Regions from separate parts of the Homo sapiens genome. Here regions 2 and 3 are each linked to region 1. A link is a contact called in ENCODE Hi-C data. All regions are on one chromosome and are shown on one strand. Each heading gives the region's core, a stretch centred on a gene start or an enhancer-like site at or near the end of the contact. The rest is flanking DNA. Distances are from core to core; before and after follow the strand shown. Region 1 overlaps KCNQ5 (potassium voltage-gated channel subfamily Q member 5). Region 2 overlaps KCNQ5 (potassium voltage-gated channel subfamily Q member 5). Region 3 overlaps KCNQ5 (potassium voltage-gated channel subfamily Q member 5).

Evidence for each region. A loop is a pair of places that touch in the nucleus more often than their neighbours do. Pooled maps may share reads with other maps.
Region 2: a loop to region 1 is called in a map with no recorded cell type, with 9 times the contacts of the local background. The contact joins two enhancer-like sites. A Hi-C loop is called at or near these places in 12 of 37 single-sample maps with no recorded cell type and 5 of 50 pooled maps.
Region 3: a map of mammary epithelial cell shows a loop between it and region 1 (5-fold over the local background). The contact joins two enhancer-like sites. A Hi-C loop is called at or near these places in 1 of 168 maps with a recorded cell type or tissue (mammary epithelial cell), 9 of 37 single-sample maps with no recorded cell type and 5 of 50 pooled maps.

Annotation. Positions count from the first base shown.
Region 1 is chr6:73,178,577-73,183,435 of GRCh38, reverse strand. All of the region lies in intron 11 of KCNQ5 (potassium voltage-gated channel subfamily Q member 5), which reads right to left. Among named protein-coding and RNA genes, the nearest start is that of KCNQ5-AS1, 37 kb to the right of the region's middle. Within about 2 kb of position 2,580, at least 3 of the 41 ENCODE cell types and tissues checked have a DNase peak (open chromatin) inside an H3K27ac peak, as active enhancers do.
Region 2 is chr6:72,687,420-72,692,278 of GRCh38, reverse strand. All of the region lies in intron 1 of KCNQ5 (potassium voltage-gated channel subfamily Q member 5), which reads right to left. Among named protein-coding and RNA genes, the nearest start is that of KCNQ5-IT1, 59 kb to the right of the region's middle. RefSeq lists an enhancer at 2,777-2,896. Within about 2 kb of position 3,003, at least 2 of the 41 ENCODE cell types and tissues checked have a DNase peak (open chromatin) inside an H3K27ac peak, as active enhancers do.
Region 3 is chr6:72,743,749-72,748,607 of GRCh38, reverse strand. The region is part of intron 1 of KCNQ5 (potassium voltage-gated channel subfamily Q member 5); the gene reads right to left. Among named protein-coding and RNA genes, the nearest start is that of KCNQ5-IT1, 120 kb to the right of the region's middle. Within about 2 kb of position 2,152, at least 2 of the 41 ENCODE cell types and tissues checked have a DNase peak (open chromatin) inside an H3K27ac peak, as active enhancers do.

The DNA of each region.
Region 1 (4,859 bases), core at 1,331-3,830:
TGGGTCTCCAAGAGTTGTGCTTGGCTGGATGGCTGGTGCAGTGCTAAGTACTTTACCTGCATTCTGTCAACTTAAAACTCTAAGAATTTTCCACCTTTGACATTTGGGTCAAGTAAAGCTCAGGAGGTTGAGTTACCTGTTCAAGGTCACAGAACTAGTAAGAACAAGGTTACTGCAGATGCCAAGGCTCACATTTTTACCATTCCACTCACAGTGCTGCAACACAGAGTGAATCCCAGGCAGGCAACCTTGTAAACATTAAGGAGAATGTTTAGGCTGTCTATGGATCTGACCTCCTACTCTGCCTTGTATGCTCTGACATTCTCACACAAATGAATCCAAGGCCACATTAGTCATTTATTCATCTCTGTCCTTGTCTTTCCAGAGGGGATCCCATACTTGGAAAACATCTGCCTTTCAACCTGGCCACCTGCATTCTCTCATAAGGTCCCTTCTGGGAATCAGTCCATGGCTAATATGGGTTACCTACCTCCAGTAATTGTAATGTTTTCCCTTTTATCACAAATTTTAGGGGCTGTCTGCTTACTTTACCTCATTTGTAGGATATATACATCAGTCTCATTGGAGTCTGTTAGTTTTGCTTTACAGGGTATATTTTCCAGCAAATATATGTAATATATTCCCAACGTATATCATGAGCAAAAAGCTACCCAATTAGCCTTTGATAAGAGGAGAGAGTAGGCCATTATCTTGTTACTTGCAGGGAGCAAGGAAGCTCAGAGTTCAATAATTCTAGACACCAGGAAAAAATATGTGGGTGCTGAAAATTGAGGAAAATGTCCCAAAGTAGGTATCAACTACGAATTCAAAAGGTCTTTCAATTCTTCAATTTTTTTTCTAAGACTTGCATTTCATATACTAAGGGCTTTAACTACAGGATGAGGGGGTGGAGGGGAGACCAGAGGAGTAGGGGAGTCCTTGTTGGCAGGTAGAAGAGTGAAACCTGGTTTCATGCTTAGTTCTCACATAGGCTAGCCCAGACCTTCTGTGTCTTACTCTCTAAACACAGCTGGGAGCAAGCCCAGAGCGACTCAGAGTCTAGACAAGGGCCAGAAAGCTTCTTCTATAAAGGGCCAGGTAGTAAATATCTTATGCTTTGTGGGTTGTATGGTCTTTGCTGAAACTACTCAAGTCAGCCACTGTAGCATGCGAGCAGCCATAGGACAATAAATAAATGAATGAGTGTAACTACATTTCAATAAAACTTTATTTATAAAAACAAGCCCCTTGGGTTAGATTTTGATCCCCTGGCTATAGTTTGCTGACCCCTGGTTTAGATAAGAAGAGCTAAGAGAAAATGCCCTGAAGCCAAGAATAAATGAAAGCCCATGAACTGGCCTGGGGAAGAAGCAGAAGACCTTGGTGGCCTCTTACATGCTTACAAAAGAAGTTTGATATGACTTGTGTATTTCCTACTAGAAAGGAATTTCTGGGCAAATCATTCTAGAGTTAAATTAGGACCTTTAAGATACATTTAATGATTAAAATGATAATATTAGATAGCACTTTATAGTATAATCCTATGATAAGGGTACTATTGCCATCCCTGTTTTGCAGATAAAGAAACTGAGGCACAGAGAGGTTAAGTAACTTGCCTGATGTTAAACATCCAGTAATTGTGGAATTAGGACGTGAACCAGTTTGGCTCCAGCTTTGAGCTCTTAATCATAAGGTTCCTCTATTGTCTTAACATTAAGATCTTCATACTTTAACACAAAATAACAACAATGAAAAAGACACTTTGATATGATATGATTGTTTTTACTCACATGTGCCTGGCACATAGTAAGTGTTCAATACACTTTTGCTAAGTGAATGTCCTGTTTTTACTATGTCTCTCCTTCTTTGAGAGAGGTCTAAAGTTTCATGCAAGAAGTAGTTAAGAAGTTCTACTAATTTTTCAAAGGATTACCTTAGAAGAGAAAGGGAGTGCTGAAGTGACTGATTCATCCTTTCTTTCATGAATATTCATTAAGTACCTATGACGAGCCCTTTGGAGGACCAGCAAAAGGCTGAGGAATAAGTTACATACTCATCTGCTTCTTTTCTTCATGAGGGTAGATTGCATCACTGGGATTAATACAGCAGCAAAGAGCAAAAGACCTCTAAGGTTAGTCTCCTTTGATGCTGTTGGTTATGAAGAGACTAGGAGTCTAATAAACCCATTGCACAAAACTGATATGCCCCAGCAGTACCACTAGAGGGTGTAAAAGATTCATCACAAACCTAAACTAGTACCTCCTCTTGAAACTGAAGTCTGCTCATACAATTTTCTGAGCATGAAGAAATAACTAAAGCAAAGTGAAACTCTGGGTAGACGACATCTATATATACACACGAACACATGTGCACTTATAAGGAAATGTAGGTGCATTTGTTGTGCTGCCATGAGTTCTAAAATCTTACAAAAGTCTTATTCCAATCCTCTAAATTAGGGTAAAAATATTGCATATGAATATGCAGAGATAAGAACGATGAGAAAACAGAAGCAGCAGTGACTGCTGCCACCGCCAAACAGATGGACGGACCCAGCCAGCAGCCAAACCATGTGCAAGGGCGGAGAGGGCTCAGCCAACTGTGAACTGAAGAGGCAGTTTGATTGACTGTCAAGACAGCAGTACTTCCCAAGCTTGGCTGCTCTTTGGAATCACCTAGGGAGCTTTAAAAAATGCCTGGGTCCTACCTCCAGAAATTCTGTTTTAATTGTTCCAGGGCATGGTCCAAAGATTTTATAAAACTTTTCAGGTGATGCTAATGTGTGGCCAAGGTTGAGAGCCACTGGAGTAGAGACAGGATTGGGGTGATGGTGGCATGTGGTGGTGGAGTGTGTTGGGGGTGGAACAATCCCTGCTCTCATGCAAAGAAGTGATCATGATTCATGCCAGCTTGCAAAATCTTCTAAGTCGCACATGTCAGACCCATTGACATGGCATTAGTGTGCCTTGGTGTCAGACCTCTAATCAGAACTGAAATGCTTCCCCGTCCTTGAGTGAGGTCTGAAGTTTCATGCAAGAAGTAGTTAAGAAGTTCCATTAATTTTTCAAAGGATTACCTTGGAAGGGAAAGGAAGTGCTAAAGTGACTGATTCATTCATTCTTTCAATGAATATTCATTGAGTACCTATGACGTTGTGCTGAGTATTGTGTTAGGCTCTGAACTGTTAACTGCTGGGCGCTGGCAGAGTTAAAGAAGCCTCCTACGTGATGACAATGATCATTTGGTCCTTGGTCTCTTCCTCTCTACAAGCATGGTGCAAGACAATGGTTGCTGCGACTGTGAGCTCTGATAGGATTTGAGAGTTTCATTTGTCCAGAGCTTGGAGCTCTCTAGATAAGCTCCATGTGGCTGCCTCCCCTAGTGATGCCTGATGAGTGGGACTCGAGAATTTGTCCATTCATTCATTCATTCATTCATTCATCAAACATTTATTGAGTGCCTATTATATGCCAGCTTCTGTGCTAGATGCCAGGGATACAGCAATGAAGAAACAAATCCTATTGCTTGGGCACTTTCAGTCTAGTAGGGCAGACAGACAAGTAGGCAGACAGTTAAAATTCACTTTGTGATGTGCAAGGTGGTGGGAAGCCCAGGTTGATATGGGAATGCAGAAGAGGGGTGTTTAACCCAGACTGGTAGAGGTGATCAGAAATGATTTCTGGAGGAGATGACAGTGCTTTACCTACTCTGCACCCTCATTTATGGGGATATTATTAAGTTTCTGAAGGTTGCTGAATGGCCCCCTTGTGATTGCAGATCTTATGTTTGTGGGGTGGATGTGGGTTTCTCCCCCTTAACCCCTCACTTTATGTTGGTTATTTGGGTTAATTTACACTACCGACATGCATTCCACATCCCTCTGTTATGGTTTGAATGCCCCCTCCGAAATTCATGTTGAAATTTTATGCCTAATGTGGCAGTATTGAGGGGTGGAACTTTTAAGAGGTGATTAGATCATGAGGACTCTGGCTGTATGAATAAATTATGGATTAATGGGTTAATGGATTAATGAGTTATCATGAGAGAGGAACTGGTGGTTTTATAAGAAGTGGAAGAGAGACCTAAGTTAGCACTTAGCATGCTCACTCTGCTTGCTATGTGATGCCCTGTGCTGCCTCAGGGTGCCACAGAGAGTCCCCACCAACAAGAAGGCCCTCACCAGATACACCTGCCCACCTTGGACCTCCCAGCCTCCATAACTGTAAGAAATAAATTCATCCTTATAAATTACTCAGTTTCAGATATTGTTATAAACATCAGAAAACAGACTGAAATACTCCCTCTTCCAGTTTGGAAAATTCTATCTTCTGATTTCTGACTCTCCATGAGAAATACAGCATTTATCTGTCTTAAAAGCACGGACCCCAAGGCTCATCCTTCAGGTGACCCAGAGCCTTTTGATCACAGAATTTCCCCTGAGGCAGCCCTCACTCGAAATTGATCACGGGACAAATCCAGCAGACAACTAGGGCTGCAGAGCTTGATAATTTGGGTCACTATTGAAGGCATATGTGTTAGTTATTTAGAATACTTTTTAATGTTGTTTTCTTGTTAATACATAAACATAATTCAACAATATAGATTTGTATTTGTGTTTACAGTATTTAAACTCTGACAGTTTTATAATCTGCAAAGCAAGTTATAAAATTATATATCTAAGATTCCTCTACTCTTCTTTCATCTTAGATCGGGTTACTAGACAAGACCAAGGAACCCCAGGAGTCCCTGGATGCACTGATCTGTCTCATTTTCTTGGTTTTAACTCTTGATAGAGAAATGTAAATTAGCTCCACGTGTGTACAGTCTGTCTGATATTCTCACTGTAGGGGCAAGCAGATATT
Region 2 (4,859 bases), core at 1,754-4,253, 490 kb after region 1:
ATGCCTTGATTATAGCTTACAGTGTACTCATCTGTAATTACTTGATTTTATGTCCATCTTCCCAGTCTGTGGGCTTCTTGTAGACAGGCAAAACACCTGGCATCGAGCAGATGCTCATAAAGGAGTAATGAACTCACCCTTTAGAAACAGCATTGCCTAGGATACAATGAAGTTTTTAAAAACCTTTCTGAAATCACAGCAATGAATACATTAAGTGCAATTTGGTCGAAGAAATTATGAACACTGTTATAACACATTCTATATGAAGACTCTCTCATTAAACCAACATGTTCATAAAACAATCTGTACTGACATGGAGTTAGAGATAACTGACCCTGCACACTACAAGTTGTCCAAATAGCATAAAGCAATTCTACTGACACAAAATATTTATGCTTGAAAATCCAAGCCTAAAAAGTTGACAAATATTTCTATCACAGTCTCACCTCCATTTTGTCAAAATCCACTAAGAACTAATGACATGAATTCATATTACAAAAGAAAGTCTTGCCCCAGTGAACAATGTTAATTTTCCAGCTATGAAAGGTGGAAATGCAGAGTGCCCAGGAGATAAGGACATCTGTCCAAAATGCCAGGCAGTTACCAAAAAAGTGATTATAGTAATTCTTTTTCTTATTTTCCCATCTCTAATATTCCTGTTTCTATTCCTTTCTTGATATTTCACATTTGTACAACTTTCTTCTCTACAATTTAGCTCTTTATTTAGCTCACAAAGTAGGCATTATACTAAGGAGATAGAGTATTCGTCTTCGGCGTCAGTACCAGTTGCCCTTAGCAACCACTACTTCAAGGGAAACCTTATTTTCATCTGCTAACTCAAAATACGACTAAAGGGTCAACCGCAGAGCAATTGTAAAGGGCAGGTATTAAACTGACAAATTGCTCAATGTAAGACCCTCTTTCATTTGAATTATTCCAGTGGCATTGGGTGTTTTGTTCACAAATATTTCATAAGTCATAGGGTTTATAAATCGGTTTTTAAATGATACTTATGAAAAATAGAACTATACATTCCAACTTGAGATCTCTTTATTATTGAGGCTATGGAGAGGAATCACATAATTAACACAAGTCTAATGCAAACAAAGATAAGTGAAGGGAATATTCTTTTCAAATATATTATGCCAAATACTCTGAAACTATAACTCCTTTTGAATTTACTGATTTTTGAGTTCAAGTTTCCAAAAACCTATGCTAAGAAGAAAAGCCAGTTTGCTCTCTATTACTAGTTTAAGCTAATAAACACAGTGGTTAAGAGGCTAATAATTCTGAATATTTTGAATTGTTTTCTGATATATAACAATTCTTTAGGAAATATTAAGGAAAACATAAGACATAAAGGATAAATATAATTTTCATTATTTTTATAATTCTTAAAGGACATCTATATATAATTTATATATGGTATTCTAAATGAAATTATACTTTAGCATCTTTCCTATGAAGAATGGAAAAAAAACTGCAAAAGAACACATACAGTTTCACTATTGTTGTGGCTTAAGAAATAAAAAGTATTGTACTATTAGGCTTTTTTTTTTTTTTCTTGGTAACAGATTTCAGGAGGCATGGGCTGCCCCATTAGAGTTCTGTATGCAGTTGGGGGAACAGATGTTGACAGCAGCAGCAGCCTTTATGTTGACACTTCACAGGCTTTGCCTCTTCTACTGTAAATCTTTTGTAGATTTACAAATAACTGGGAACACCAATGTTTTACATTAAGTAAACTTGATTCAATAGTAGGTGTCAAGAAATTTTACCAATCTTCTGTCCACAACCCTAAATAGGAAACAAACTTTCCTTTCATGAAACACACAATTCAGTGAGGGAGATGAGGCAAAGAGAAGAGTGGGAACCAAAGAACAGAGATTCAGAAGCAGGTAAAAAAAATTTAGGAAGAGTAACTTGAAAATATGATGATGATGAAATTATATTAATAAACATAGGACAGCAACTATGTTTGATTGTAACAAATTAATTCTGTGGAAACAGCATGTTTTCTTTTTCTTTTCTTTTTTGTTTTTTTGGAGACGGGATCACGGCTCACTGCAACCTCTGGCTTCTGGGTTCAGGCGATTCTCTTGCCTCAGCCTCCTGAGTAGCTAGGACTAGAGCATCCGCCATCATACCCAGCTAATTTTTATATTTTTAGTAGAGACGGGGTTTCACCATGTTAGCCAGGCTGGTCTCCAACTCCTGGTCTCAAGTGATCCACCCACCTCAGCTCCCAAAGTGCTGGAATTATAGACGTAAGCAACCGCGCCTGGCCATTTTCATGCTTTTGTAAGCCACTCTAGCTAAATCTGGAAATTCAAGTTACAAATTCAATCTTGTACTCTTTAAGTAACTCTTAAATAACTAAATAACTCTCGAAACAGAAGAAAAATCAGTTACCCAATCAGATTACTGTCAACTTACTATGGGTTTTTGTTTTGTTTTTCACTTTCCTGTTGCACTGAGGTTGAAAAAAAAAAAAACGCTTGTTTTCAACTAGAAAAACTAAATATAGCTAAGTTATTTTAAAACTGCATGCAATGTCACTGAATTGTAATGCATTTCAGGTATGTAAATTTTACCACAGTATCAATAATTTTAAAACTTTTACCATTTGCCTAATACTTTGTGGGTATAAGTATATATAATCTTCCAATTTTTAGTTAAACACAAATTCTCAGCTACTACAAAGTCTGCCACCTCTGAAACTTTCTAAAGGGACTGAAATGTTCCATTGTGGGTCTCTCACAAATGTGTTTTACTCTGTTAGCGAGGCTGCCGTTTGGGATTCCCCATCTGCCAGATGCTCCTTAATTTTTCTGGGTTGATGCTGTCTCATCTAGTCCCCCTTGGACAAATGACCACTTTGGATGAGTTAGGGATGTTGCTTGAGATCGAAGAATGCTTCTTTTTGGTGGAGATTTTCTGTTTTGTTTTTTCTGTGTGAAGGCTAGCTATGTCCCAGGGGAATTAGACTCATGACTTAAAGTCCCTTAGTCACTGCCCCCTTGTCTCTGCTCTTACTCATTCTGTTCCGCCATTGACGCTTGAAAGCACCACAGGTTTGTAGAGCTATGGGAGTAGCTGCATGGTTTTTGTTTTCTAACCAGGACTCCAAAGGGTTATATCTGGTAAGTTCATTTACTTTAAACCTCAAAATTAACTGCAAATAGGCCATCAGTAAATTCCCAACTGCAAGAACTTTGAATGAGTAATGAACATTTAATGACTTAAGGTTACATTTTTAATAGTCAAAACTCTTTAATTATTTTTATAGCTATAATGTTTTTCTCACTCTAAAGAATTGTTTTTACTTTAACATGTGCTCTGTTTTGACATGAAATATTTCTTGAGGTAATAAGCTTTTACCAAGCTTATATTTTTGGGCAATTCAGTTACAATGAGAAAAAAACACACCAAAAGACCAAAAATTTTAAAAACTCACTTTTCTTGCAATCATAGACATTTTGCATTATTATAGAACATTCAAACAAGTTAGGTGGATAATTATTGTCTATAGATAAATACGATGCAATTTTAATAAGAATTTGAAGAATGACATTAAATGCTGTCTGAAACCTTTTGTATTTTTTTAATGTATGACCATACTCCGTATATACTTAGATAACTTATCCAGAAACCTCAACTGTATTGAACATTGCTGAGAGAAATCAACAATAATTTTAACAGATATGATGACAGTAAAAATTGATTGCATATCTTTTTGCACTAAAACTTTTATATTTATTTACAAGCGGGAACTCCATTCTGCCACAGAGACCCTGTAAATTCTCCTTTTAGGTATACTGTAATTTGGACCAGTTTCTTCATCTGGTTTCCCAAAGCATAAACAAGAAGAAGCTGCAAATGAAGAAGGATAAAGATAAAGAAATGCTGGAAGTAAACTTGGATCTTAGTCTAGACTTAGACAATGGGAAAGAAAGAAACTCTCTTAAAAGAGTGAACCTTAAGAACCTAGTAACCTGGGAAATCTTGAAGAGCCCCTGAAGTTGCTGTGTTGTACAAAAGAAGATGTTCTGAATGCTATTTCTGAAACTTCAAATAAAGTGTAAACTCTGCTCAGTATAAAGTGTAAACTCTGCTCAGTATAGTTAGATTAAGAAAGCAATGTAACATGCATTTAGAACACTTTAAAAAGTGATCAGTATTGGGAGGCCGAGGCAGGTGGATCACAAGGTCAAGAAATTGAGACCACCCTGGCCAATATGGTGAAACCCCGTCTCTACTAAAAATACAAAAATTAGCTGGGCATGGTGATGCGCACCTGTAGTCCCAGCTACTTGGGAGGCTGAGGCAGAAGAATCGCTTGAACCTGGGAGGCGGAGGTTGCAATGAGCCGACATCACGCCACTGCACTCCAGCCTGGGCGACAGAGAGAGACTCACTCCATGTCAAAAAAAAAAAAAAAAAGGGATCAATAAAAAGACTAGCATTTTGCAAACTGGAGCTCTTATGGGTTCTTTTCACTTCTTAGGAAAAATATTTCATTTCTTTTTCCTAGAAAAAGCCAAATAAATGAAACATCATTCTACAGTTTGAGACACAATGCTTATAATATAAACAGAAGTAAAATGTGACTCAGGACTTTCCTAAACTTACTTTACATCCATCATTTGCCTAGCACTTCAAGTATGCTTTCACTTTTTATCTCCTTAAATCCCCATAATGTTCTTCCCAGTCCAAATCAGATGGCTTTTTTCTGAACTTCTTGGAGCACTGTAAATATGGTCACATGTATTGTCATTGTCGACTTACTGTCTGTTTCCACTAGCCATGTGCTCCTTGAAGGCAGGGCCTACGGTTCTCTTTGTCTCTCTTGTCCTCAG
Region 3 (4,859 bases), core at 903-3,402, 430 kb after region 1:
GGTAGAAACAAAGCAAGAAACTCCTTAAATTATGGAAGAACAAGGTGTAGGAATTTACAGTCTTTTCTCAGTTATTATGGGTGAATTGAAAGTCATCTGTGGTTCTCAAATTTTGCTGTATATTCAAATCACTTGAGAATTTTGTTAACATGCAGATTCTGATTCATTAAGTCTGGGGTGGGACTCAAGATTCTCATTCATAACAGGCTGTGAAGTAATGCACCAATAGGCGGTTGTTTTATGGAATACTTTTTGAGTAAAAAGAACCCAGGGCACAGTTCTGTGACAGAAAGGCTACATACAACCAACAAGTTGATACTGAAGTCACTTTTGAGTTTAACCTTAGCTTGATTCCATCTCTTTCTCTAGTTTTTGTATTTGCATTTAAGAACAGGTTGGAATTAAAAAAACAAACAAACAAACAAACAACTATCACACATCAACTGTATAAAAGATCACAGACAGCAACTACTCTCCCAATCTCAACATCATTCCTCTTCCCTTTCCCCTTTCTGGTTGGTCTTACACAACCAAACCACACTTTATTCTTAACAAGCCATCTTACACTTTTCGGAGATGTATAGATTATACAACGAAAAAGACTGAAGATTTTCTGACGTAGGATTTTTCTAAGGAAATGATGTGAAATGAAAGTCCCACTGAACTACAGTTTGGGAGAGCTGAGTGTTTTCTTGCTTCATCTCTCACTACTTAAGGGAAAGCCTTTTCTTTATTTATAAACCTAGTAGGATCTTGCTTTACCAATTTAACAACCCTGTTGAAGGTGTTCAATGAGTTCTTACAGAGGACAGCATTTTGAGTACATTTTTTAAGCATTATAAAAATACAGTATAAGAATTATTTTAAGATATGATATGGACAATGGCAATTCATATGCTATGTAACTAACTAGACTGAATATCATTGAGGACAGGAATGTATGCTATGCTTCTATTTTTACAACCCTGTTTTTTCAGTCATTTATCCCCATGTTAGGTATAGTATTATAAAAAATATCAGATGATTAATGAATTGTCTGACTGAGAAAGAAAGAAAATTGTAGTATATAATGCTGACATTTGAACCTGCCTTTTAATTTGCCATCATGAAACAGAAGGTACTAAAACTAGCAGAGAAATTTTTATCCGATTTTGTGTCATGGGCCACTTTGGCAGTCCCATGAAGCCCGAGGAACTATTTTCAACAGAATTGTTTTAAAATGCATAAAATAAAAATATTCCAAGGAAAAATGAGTATATAGAAATAGTTATCAAAATATTAAAAGAATTCTTTATTAATGCATTAAATAAGGTATCACAGCAGGTCTAAGTAGCTAACATAATTCTGAAGAAGTGCTAAGTATAAATTATATTTGAGATATATTCAATACCTGTGATATAATTTAAAATTAATCTAGGATTTCTATTGATGCCATAACCCCTGAGGTTTGTGGCTTACATTAATAATTGAAGGAGATATCAAATATCAGTTAGAGTTAGGAAAAACAAATACATTTTTTTTCCTATCCAAATTCTGGACCTTAGGTTATCATCAACCCCTGAACTAGAACATAAATATAAGGATTATAATCCTTAAAATAACTCAAAATCCATATCTTGTATCATTCTAGGCAAGACTTAGAGTGTAACACATAATCTTTTGTTATTATAATTAAGAGTTTGCAGTTCTGCTAGATAGAATCAAAGAGCGTCATTATTTTCCGCAACTACTACATTAGTATCTATAATGTATGGTATACATTAGTTTAACACAAGAATGTAGCATAACATAAAAGGATGTTGTTAATGTTAATGTTCTTGATGTATTATCTGGTAGTGTTTGGTCTCAATTTATTATCCTCAATGAAATTTTCTAACTTTTTTCCTTATTCCTGTACTCAAAATTACATTAATGGTACTTTGAAAGAAAAGATGTTGCTATGAGATTTTGCTTAGAGTCAAAATAAAGCATTCAGCTAAATATATCCAATGTAGTTGTTGAAGCAAGAGGAAGAAAACAATTCTAAGTATCTTCTTTAGAAGTGATGCAAACCTTGTTTTGTTTCACTGTTGCTTCAGGTTTAGTTCAATGACTACTCCCATTAGTACCTGTCAGCAAATCCCTGACTCACCCTTGATCACTAGCCTGTCTACCCTGGTACATCTGAACTGCCTCCCAGTGCTTTCTGAAAGAAAGTAAAAGTTTAACAAGTTGCACGGAGAAAATCATGAGAAAGAGAAGACTGGGTATCAAGAAACCAGGTCTTGGGGCAGGTCAACAATAATGCAGACTTTTAAATAAGGTGGCAATCGGTAGCAAGGGGAATAATCTTGATGAAATTAGTAACTGGCATAAATTTCTGGGCTGGGAGGGGAAGTATCCCACAGAATAGAATGCTAAAAAATTACAAAAAAGTTTCAATAATGCCATTGTTGTGAGTTGATTTGTGTCTCCTATAAAGAAATGTTGAAGTCCTAAACTCTGGTATTTGTGAATGTGACCCTTTTTTTTTTTTTTTTTTTTTTTTTTTTTTTTTTTTTTTTGCAAATAGAGTCTTTGCGGATATAATTAAGATGTGATCACACTGGATTACAGTGGACCCTAATTTCAACCACTGATGTCCTTATAAGGAGAGAGAAATTTGGAGTTAGAGATACAGGGGAGACAGAGGGCAAAAAGCCATGTGATGACAGAGGCAGAGACCGGAGTGAGGCGGCTACACGCCAACACAGGTCAAGGATTGCTAGGAACCACTAGATGTTAGGAAGAGGCAAGGAAGGCTTCTTCCCTGGAGCCTTCAGAAAGAATATGACCTTCAGACACACCTTGACTTCAAACTTCTGGCATCAAGTACTGTGAGAGAGTACATTTCTGTTCTTTTGAACCACTCAGCTTGTGGTAATTTGATACGGCATCCAAAGGAAACAAATACGACCATCTCCTTTTAAGAAGGGTTAGAAGGGTTAGAAATTCACTATGACTAGCATCAGGGCAACAATCTTAATTCTTGTCTCAAAAAGCTGCTTTAATTTCAAACAAAAATATAAACTGAGTTTGAGGAAAGTATGGCTGCATTATTATTCCCATAAATGTAGGCTGAAGTTTAGGAAAAAGAATGAAAAGTTGCAAGTACTCTGATTCTAGCCTTGATTGCTGCCGTTACTGACAATCCTGAATGATTGGATGTGGCTCCTAGAAATTGCAAGGAGTGTGAAAGTTACATGTGTGCTCACTTAATTTAAACATTTAATCTTTTATTGATCTGATATTAAAGAGCTAAACCTGGCGAACCCAATTCAATCAATTAATAAATAGAGGTGGTAAAAGAAGTACGAAGGAGCCAATAATTTCCTAATTGATCTTTTCAGTTTTAAGGAGCAATTACATACATGGAAAAGAACACAATTTCCAAAATTCCTTTCATGGCTGGATTTTTAAATGGCAAAGCAATAAGACAAAGTGCAAGAAAAACAGAGACACAGAAGAGCTGAGTCATTAGATTAAAAGGTCCTGATATTTTAGGAAAAATAACATAAATGTAGTCATTAATAGCCTTGAAATAGTGTATTCCAGTAATAGCCTAGAAATCAGAATTTCTGTGTTGAATTATACTTCTCTGTATTATAGATCATCCTTCCCTGTCCATAAATCCATATCCATTCCAGGCTTCAATATCCAGTCCTTAACTCATGTTTCCCAAAAAACCTTCCCCATTCTAACTATAGGATTTCTCAGCAAATCTGTTGTACCTCTGTTGCCTTTCTTACCATTTTTTCTTTTTCTTTTTCTTTTTTTTTTTAGACGGAGTCTCGCTCTGTCACCAGTCTGGAGTGCAGTGGAACGATCTTGGCTCACTGCAACCTCTGCCTCCCGGGTTCAAGTGATTCTCCTGCCTCAGCCTCCCAAGCAGCTGGGACTACAGGCTCCCACCACCACACCCAGTTAATTTTTGTATTTTTAGTAGAGACAAGGTTTCACCATGTCGGCCAGGCTGGTCTCGAACTCCTGACCTCAGGTGATCCGCCCACCTTGGCCTCCCAAAGTACTGGGATTACAGGCATGAGCCACCGTGCCTGGCCCTCTTACCACTTTTTCTATTTCACTTTTGTATAGCTGTCTATTCCTACTGATAGAAACATCATAGTACATATATTGTGAAAAAAGTATTCTGATGTTTATTTATTTCAGATCAGAACATCTCCCCTTCTCAATAGATGAGAAGTAGATGGCAGTACACATCTATAATTCATAGTAGAAAGTTACATAACAGTCCTCCTTACCATTGCAAGGCAAAAATAATTTCTCCACTAAATTCACCACAGGATAAATAGATTGCAGTTTTAAATTTAAATACCTGTGATAGTCATTAGATCTCATCGTAGATATGCCTGTTCCCCTCTCCCTCTAGGCTCACGATAGAAATGCACTTCCCCACCTACTCTGAGCTTACCTGTGTGGCCATGTGACTTACTTTGGCCAACAGAGTGTGAGCAGAGGTATCATTTCTGGAAGAATGTTTTAAGTGCCAGTGCATGATTTACCAGTATCTTTTCCCTGACCTGGTGATTATGAAAACACATGCTAACATGGGGTTTCCGTTAGGCTGGGTCTCAAAGGGATCATAAGCTGAGCTCCTGTAGACATGAAGCATGAGGGAGAAATGAACTTCTGCCTATGGGCTAAGATTATATTCACTGAGAGTTGGGGCTTTGTTTTTCTTATGTTACTGCAGCAAAACCTACTCAGTCTACCATGAAAGATACAATAAAAAAATTCATGTCACATCTAATACTTTATTTTCACCTCAGTTAATACTACTCCAAAAAACAGGCAAGGTACAGATTAGAGTCCGCAGTTCG